Linked DNA regions of Homo sapiens: all the other regions are linked to region 1. A link is a contact called in ENCODE Hi-C or POLR2A ChIA-PET data. All regions are on one chromosome and are shown on one strand. Each heading gives the region's core, a stretch centred on a gene start or an enhancer-like site at or near the end of the contact. The rest is flanking DNA. Distances are from core to core; before and after follow the strand shown.

Evidence for each region. Hi-C counts contacts between places; a loop is a spot of excess contacts on that map. ChIA-PET counts read pairs that join two places held with the same protein, here RNA polymerase II (POLR2A). Pooled maps may share reads with other maps.
Region 2: a loop to region 1 is called in a pooled map, with 6 times the contacts of the local background. The contact joins the enhancer-like site here to the promoter of HSD17B12 in region 1. A Hi-C loop is called at or near these places in 1 of 37 single-sample maps with no recorded cell type and 2 of 50 pooled maps. POLR2A ChIA-PET finds 5 or more read pairs at or near these places in 1 of 52 experiments (GM12878).
Region 3: a loop to region 1 is called in a pooled map, with 23 times the contacts of the local background. The contact joins the promoter of FNBP4 here to the promoter of HSD17B12 in region 1. A Hi-C loop is called at or near these places in 1 of 37 single-sample maps with no recorded cell type and 11 of 50 pooled maps. POLR2A ChIA-PET finds 5 or more read pairs at or near these places in 1 of 52 experiments (A673).

Annotation. Positions count from the first base shown.
Region 1 is chr11:43,679,360-43,682,030 of GRCh38, forward strand. HSD17B12 (hydroxysteroid 17-beta dehydrogenase 12) reads left to right here and starts at 1,379. Exons shown (of 11, transcript NM_016142.3): 1 at 1,379-1,628. The coding sequence starts at 1,469. RefSeq lists enhancers at 974-1,023, 1,234-1,799, 1,874-1,923, 2,074-2,133.
Region 2 is chr11:47,861,918-47,864,588 of GRCh38, forward strand. No RefSeq gene overlaps it. Among named protein-coding and RNA genes, the nearest start is that of NUP160, 15 kb to the left of the region's middle. RefSeq lists an enhancer at 1,263-1,312. Within about 2 kb of position 1,379, at least 4 of the 41 ENCODE cell types and tissues checked have a DNase peak (open chromatin) inside an H3K27ac peak, as active enhancers do.
Region 3 is chr11:47,766,045-47,768,715 of GRCh38, forward strand. FNBP4 (formin binding protein 4) reads right to left here and starts at 1,297. Exons shown (of 17, transcript NM_015308.5): 1 at 1,025-1,297. The coding sequence starts at 1,244. RefSeq lists enhancers at 1-587, 382-441, 588-1,512 and a silencer at 702-1,311.

The DNA of each region.
Region 1 (2,671 bases), core at 129-2,628:
GAGAAAGAAATAAAGAGTATTCAGTTAGGAAAAGAGGCAGTCAAATTGTCCCTGTTTGCAGATGACATAATTGTATATTTAGAAAACCCCATCGTCTCAGCCCAAAATCTCCTTAAGTTTTACACAATTTTTTAAACTTACCTTGTGATCTTTCTCCTCTGCAACTTTGCTAACGTAGTTCCCATGCCTCTATCTGGACTTCACACTTCTGTGCCCCCTGGAAATACCACTCCCCCACTCCCCAACCAAAAAAGGGAAATTTAAAAAAGAAAGTAAAATTTTCTATCCCCCTTTGAAGACAAATTAAAAGATATAGTCTCCTTCCAAAACTAATTGTTCAGCAAGCTGTGTTCCTATATTTTTCATTCACCATACAGCTCTGATGCCATCGTCTAACAGTTATTAGACTCCATCAGGTTATTTGCCTTGAACCCCAAATCGTTGGGAACTAAGTGATGTTTAGTGCTCAGCTGGGAGGGAGGTCTGGCATTTAAGGGCTCTCTATGAGTGAGTGTAACCCGGGCGAATGCCTGCAGCGAGGAAGGCACAGACACAGAAGACTGCAAGCCTTTATCTGGAAAAGTTTATGGCAACAATGACAGCACGCTTAACAATGATATATTTATTATATAATTATATCATATATGTAAAATATATATTTATTTAATAAAGAGTTGAAAATAAAACTGTGGCTCCACACCTATTTCTTTTCTTTTTTTTTTTGTTTTTGTTTTGGGATGGAGTCTCACTCCGTCGCTCAGGCTGGAATGCAGTGGCGCGATCTCGGCTCACTGCAACCTCTGCCTCCCGGGTTCGTGATTCTCCTGCCTCAGCCTCCCGAGTAGCTGAGATTACAGGCGCACGCCACCACGCCCGGCTAATTTTTGTATTTTTAGTAGAGACGGGGTTCGGATGTTGGCCAGGCTGGTCTCGGACTCCTAAGCTCAAGCGATTCGCCCGCCTCGGCCTCCCAAAGTGCTGGGATTACAGGTGTTAGCCACCGCGCCCTGCCTACGCCCACTTCTTACTATAATCTTTCCATTCACTAGCGGCTTCTCTGATCCCATTTCCTCTTCGAACCTGAGCTCAAACCAGCCTGGGTCTGACCGGCCAATCCGAGCGCAGTCTTCCGCAGTCGCGAGTACGGCTGCAGCCAATGAGAGACCGGGGCGCCTCGGTGGGGTGAGACAGGGCGCTCACTGGCGGAACCCCGGGGGACGCGGTGATGGGAGGAGTGTGGGAGGGGCAGTGGAACTGGAGTCAGCTAATGGCTGACGCACTACGCGCAGAGGGAAAGACGGGTCACCAATAGCGACACGGATATGGCCCCGCGGGCGGGGTTTAGGCCCAAAGTGGTGTCGGAGCAGCGCCTATTAGTGTCATCCTCACCGTCACGGCCGGCGCCTCCTCCTGGATTCATTCACTCGCTCTTTTCATTCACGAAGGTAGTGAGGCCTAGTGGAAAGCCATGGAGAGCGCTCTCCCCGCCGCCGGCTTCCTGTACTGGGTCGGCGCGGGCACCGTGGCCTACCTAGCCCTGCGTATTTCGTACTCGCTCTTCACGGCCCTCCGGGTCTGGGGAGTGGGGAATGAGGCGGGGGTCGGCCCGGGGCTCGGAGAATGGGCAGGTGAGTCGGATGCAGCGCCGCGTCCTCGCTCCCGCGGCGGCCCGGACCAGGCCTGGGCCGTGATGACTAGTTCTGGGGTCTGCTCCTGGCCTTCCCCTCCCCAGCTCTCCTCTTTCTCAGGCTCCTGTGCCCCGCGGGCCCCTCCTGGCTCCCTTGGCTGTCTTCTGCTTGCTTAGACTACTTGCAGAGTTTTAAGGTACGAAATACACTGCTCGCTCAATCCTGGGAATCTAAGCTCAGCTTAGGGTGTAGGAGAAAACTGCCTTAAGTCTCTGGGGCTTGTGCCCTTTAAGCCATTCCGTGTTCATGGAGCCAGTCAGTCGCCCTGCTGCCTCCTCAGTCACACGCTGTCCTCCTTGGTTCGCCCCTTGTAAGTGTTTTTAAAATAAAGTTTTTCGCTCGGTTTGAATATTGGCCCTGTGCTAAGGATGCAGAGCATTCTGTTAACATGTTTGGGCAGAGGATGGAAAGGGGTGTAGGGACACAATTTCAGAAGGCTTTTTGCACTGCGGAATCGTACCTCCCCAGTTACGATTAAGATAGTAATCGTATCTGGATTTGGCCTATTTCATACAATTACAAAGCCCCTTTAAAAGGAATTCTCGCTAAACTGTTCTGGAGTCCTAACGAGTAGCAAGAACTATTGCTTCTGTAAAATGATAACTCATCATGTTAAAATCAGATTTTTTTTTTTTTTTCACAAGGACGTTTGTAGGAAAAAGTATACCCGTAAAGAGTGAACCAAACACATGGAACTTGTAGTCGGAGGATTTTTAAAATGGAGGACGAAGGTCAGGTTGAGGAAATAGGGAAAATTATCTGCAGGGAAGTTTTGCTCCCCCCCCCCTTTTTTTTTTCTTTTTCAACCTATTTTGTTTCCTTCTTTGCTTTATTTTTCGTCTCTTGGCCTTTTTTCCCTTTAAACCGAGTGATTACTTATGATATGCTTGTGGTCCTACCCTGAGATGATTATTTATTTTGATGTTTTATAATCGAATGTGCACTTCCTAAGCATTTTATTGAATTTTGGGGTGGTTAGGCAT
Region 2 (2,671 bases), core at 129-2,628, 4.2 Mb after region 1:
AAGTGCCATTCTTGTCCCAGCACAGCAGCAGGGGTACATGCTGTCTGCGTGACTTTTCGCTGATTATGTTAAGCTTAGTCACTTAGCTGAGGTAGTGTTTGCCAGATTTCACTGAGCTTTTTTTTTTTTGAGGCGGAGTCTCACTCAGTCTGTCACCCAGGCTGGAGTGCAGTGGTGCGATCTCAGCTCACTGCAACCTCTGCCTCCTGGGTTCCAGCGATTCTTCTGCCTCAACGTCCTGAGTAGCTGGGATTAAAGGTGTGTGCCACCACACCTGGCTAATTTTTGTATTTTTAGTAGAGACAGGGTTTCACCATGTTGGCCAGGCTGGTCTCGAACTCCTGACCTTGTGATCCGCCTGCCTCGGCCTCCCAAAGTGCTGGGATTACAGGTTTGAGCCACGGCGCCCAGCCTCACTGTGCTATTTTTTTAAAATAAAAAAAGTTCTCAAGCAAACTATAGGTCAATAGAGGACTTTAAACTCCATGGGGGCAAGATCTTTGCCTGCTTTGCTCACCACTGTGTATCCAGTGCTGAGCACATTTCTGACAAATAGTAGGTGTTAATTAGAATTTGTTGAAAGAGGGTCAGGCATGGTGGCTCACGCCTGTAATCCCAGCACTTTAAGAGGCCGAGGCGGGTGGATCACCTGAGGTTAAGAGTTTGAGACCAGTTGGCCAACATGGTGAAACCCCGTCTCTACTAAAAGTACAAAAATTAGCTGGGCGTGGTGGTGCATGCCTGTAATCCCAGCTACTTGGGAGGCTGAGGCAGGAGAATCGCTTGAACCTAGGAGGCAGAAGTTGCAGTGAGTCGAGATCATGCCACTACACTCCAGCATGGGCCACAGAGCGAGACTCGTCTCAAAAAAAAATAAAAGAATTTGTTGAATGAAAAAGTGGGAAGATAAATAAATTAACTTCTCCAATATGATGGAATACTGGCAATTATCATAAACATTTGATGATGTGAAAAAATGTAAAGTATTTATTGCTCAGTGAACAAAACAATTAGAAAACAATTTCTATACATTCAGTTTTCTATGAAGTGTGTTTGTGTGTGCAGAAAAATAACTAGAAGAATGTTGTCAACATGTTAACAGTGGTCGTTGGTTATTGCTGGGTGGGAAGGGAATGGGGATTTTTATTTTTTTCTTTGTTCCATATTTTTAAAAATTGTCACAATAAAAAGGAATTACTTTTTGAATCAGAAAAAGGAATAAAAATGGAGAAAAGTTTTAAACTTCAAAAAGATTCCCGAGCAAGGAAAACAGATATTCCAATACAATACTCAGCAACCACGTTATTTAGCCATGTATTAGTATCTGTGAAGGAACTGAAATCAGTGGTGCAGTGCAGAGAGGGTGTTGTCCTCAAAGTTCTGCAGTTTCTAGGAAACAGGGTACACTAGGCACCATCTGTTTCTGATTTAGAGCATTAGAGTTACAAGATCATAAGCCGTATCTTTGTTACTCTCATAACAAATTGTTTAAAGTTAAAAAAAAAGAGTAAAGAGCAAAACCAAATGCACAGGATGCCAGAGTGAATGGCATTATTGTATCATTTGCTTTCTCTTCCCAGGGGCTTTGCATTTTAAAAACACATGTTGTGGTTTTTCTGTGATTATCTTTCCACTTCCTGTGTTGTATCTCCTTACTGTAAATATCCTTTTGTATAGTCATGCTTTTTTCCCCTTGCGTCTTACATGTGTGTCTTTCTTAATATTCACTTTCTCCAGTCTTCTACTGTTTATTTTCCCTAATACTAATTTGTATGAGTCCATTGGTATTTTTATTCTCCAACAAGATTTTTTTAGAACCCTGGTTTCAAATCCTAGTCCCATCTTTTATTAACTGTATGGTCTGGGGGAAATTGCATAATTTCTCTGAATGTTTCCCGCTGAAAATAAGGACAATATTAGGTAACCAATGGGAGTATTGCAAGGATTAAATGAGTTTAATATAAATACATAGAGGATCTAGCCTAGGGATGGGCACAAACATGGCACTTAACCCTTGGTATCTTTTCCTTCCTTCTCTCCTTCTGTGTATCCTCTAATACTATGTCTCGAGTTATCTTTCTAAAACACCAACACATACTAAAGGGTCAAGTCTAACCTTAGCAGGTTTTCAGGGTCCTCCTCAAATAAGCCCCAACCCATCTTTGTGGTCTTACTACCTTCTGGGCACATTCCTTATACACATTACTCTCCAACCACACAAATTACTAGCTGTTGCCTAAATATATGTTACTGTTTCTTCTCTCCCTGACTTTGCAAGTGCCATTTTCTGTGTCTGCAAGTCTTTCCTGCTCCTATCTGACAAACTCCTTTGCAAAGCCTTCTCTGACAGCTTGAGGCCCCCATGCTTCCCTCTGACCATAGTAATTTGTTCAAATCTTTACGAATACAATTCCTTATTCAAGTGTCTGTATCATTCACTCACGTATTCGACAAATACTTACCCAGCTGCTACTATGTGCCAGGCAAATTCTGGTGGGAGTGCAAATTCTGGTGGAATTGTGAGATTCCATAAAGGCAGGGGTCCTGTCCTGTCTTGGTGTTTAGCACTGGCGAAAAGCAAGCACTCAGTATTTGTTTGTTGAATGTTGAATAAAATGAGAGCTTTTTTCTTCAATAGTCAAACTGAAAATTATAATGCTACCAAACACTT
Region 3 (2,671 bases), core at 47-2,546, 4.1 Mb after region 1:
AATTATTAATACATCTGCATGGCCGGGCGCGATGGCTCTCGCCTGTAATGATCGCTTGAGCCCTGGAGTTCGAGACCAGCCCGGGAAACATGAACTCCGTCTCTACTGAAAATACAAAAATTAGCCGGGCATGGTGGCAGGGTCCTGTAGTCCCAGCTACCCAGGAGGCTAAGGCGGGAGGATCGCTTGAACCCGGGAGGTGGAGGTTGCAGTGAGCCCAAGATCGCGCCACTGCACTCCAGCCTGGGCGACAGATTGAGACATTGTCTCGAAAAAAACAAAACAAAACTCTTAAAAAGTTACATCTGCAATACTTACAAATACATACAAAAACAGTAAGTATTCTCCAGGCTATGATAGGACCTTTACAAGACACACCAAACACTGCTATTGCGGATTTTTTCCAATTAACGAACCAGCGTGATCTCTGAACATGTGAAACGGTCGCGGCTTCTCCGGCGCCTAGTCCTGGAGTCACTTTTAATCTAAGCACCACTCCAGTGAGAACCACACAAATACTTAGGAACCTACCAGCTCCATTTCTCCAGCAGTTCTGCTAGTGTGGGGATGCTTACTAGCTGGAATATTAAGAGCTTTTTCTAAACGTCTCTATCCCCGTTTCGACAAAACCGAAAGGAGGCAGATGACGTGTGGAAAGGCCTGGCCCACAGTCACAGGCCGCGCACGCGGAAACTCATCCTCACATCCACCCTCTGCGTTACCCAAAACCGACCCGGGGCGTTTGGGAGACTCAGGATGCCCGAACTTCGGTCATATTTCAAACGTTCCCGGGGCAAGCCCTGCACCACAGATGGCGCCTCGGGCTTGGCCCGGGCCGAGGGCGCAGAACTCGGCCTGGCCCTTCTGCGGCCCGGAGCCCAGGGCCGCCCCGCCTGCAGGCCCGCAGCAGGCAGGCCTCGGAAGCCGACCTCGCCCGCCTCCCTCGCCGGGTCTGGCCAGGCGCCGTGAGGAGCCTAGGCCGCAAGCCCTGAGCTCGAGTTCAGGTCCCCCCGCGCACCCTTGCCTTCTGAAGGCGAGTCGTCCGAGGCCGCGGCGGCAGTCACCGCGGTGGTGGTGGTCGTCGCCGCCGACGGGGCGGGCTGGCTGGGGACCGCCGCGGTTGAGTCCGGCTCAGTGTCGGGTTCCGGCTCCGGGTCCCGGCCCGGCGTGCTGCCCCGAGGACCCGGCGGAGAGAGTTGCAGGATGGGCCTACGGCCGGGTACCGCCCGGGACTTCTTCCCCATCGCGAGCCCAAGCGCGAGCAGAGAGCGTCGGGCGGCCGAGAGGGGCGGGCACTGGAGGCTGGGCGCTGGGCCCTGGGCGCTGCGACGCGTAATCAATATTCATACACCGTGACACCGCCTCCAGCCCGGATCCGCTTTCAACCAGCGGAGCACGCGCTTGCGCAAGCGCCTCGGACCCTTCGGCTCTTCTGGCTCCTCCTCACCAGGAGAAAGGGCGGGATTACCAACTGCGCTAGGCGATTGGCTGTTTTGACCCAGAGAAGGGACCGGTGGCCAATGGAAAAGGAAAAAGGGTGAGAGTCCAGCCAATAGTGCGGTAGGGCCTGAATTAGAACGACTTCCCCACTTCCGTCGGGTTCCACCCATGCGCTTTCCCCAAGCCTTTTCTTTGCCTACTTGTCCTCCATCTTGTGGCTATTCTCGGCCTAGAGTTTCATGTTGTCTGTCTTCTAGAAAGGTGTGCTGCTGGGCCCAGCTCACTCACGCCTGTAATCTCAACACTTTGGGAGGCCGAGGCGGGTGGATCACGAGGTCAGGAGTTCAAGACCAGCTTGTCCAAGATGGTGAAACCCCGTCTCTACTAAAAATACAAAAGATTTAGTCGGGCGCGGTGGCAGGCGCCTGTAATCCTAGCTAGTCGGGAGACTGAGGCAGGCGAATCGCATGAACCCGGCGGCAAAGGTTACAGTGAGCCGAGATCGCGCCACTGCACCCCACCCTGGGTGACAGAGTGAGACTGTCTCAAGAAAAAAAAGAAAGGTGTGCTGTTTTCTGAGCCCTTCCCCACGTTTCGCCCGGATTATTGTGGCTTACTTTGGGTATAGCATTGAACATTAAATGGGACAGTGGGTCTTTTACGCTTTTGTAATTTCCTGCAGCACACAAATAGATGTCTCATATTTTCTCGCTTATTAGCTGGGAAAAATCACGAGATACTCCACTACCTACAAGGAAAAAGCCTAAAATTGTTGGGATGGCATACAGGAACCTTACCAGTTTTGTACTACTATCGTCAACATGCTTTAATTTACCCTTGCTTTAACACTGCCCCCTCTCCCGTCTCCTGCCTCTGGAGCCCGCCACTTGGAGCATCACCTCCCTCACTTTTCCTTTGCACTGACTGGAATAATTACTGCATCACATGATGAAAGTCTTTTATTGTTTCATCAGGGCGCAATGCAGACGCAGTGCAGGCGTGACCTCTCCTGCCCAGCCTCTCCCTGGCACTTGACATCCTGTTGACATCCGTCTCCCCTCTAAACTAAGGAATGCGAGTGGTATTTATTTTTATATCCGCAGCAGCTCAGTTCCCACTAAAAATATCTAATACTTACTGAGCTCTATGTGTCAGTCACCAAGCACTTTACACGTAGAATTGCATTTGATCTTTTAAAATGATTATTTCTAATTTTATTTTTAAACGTGTC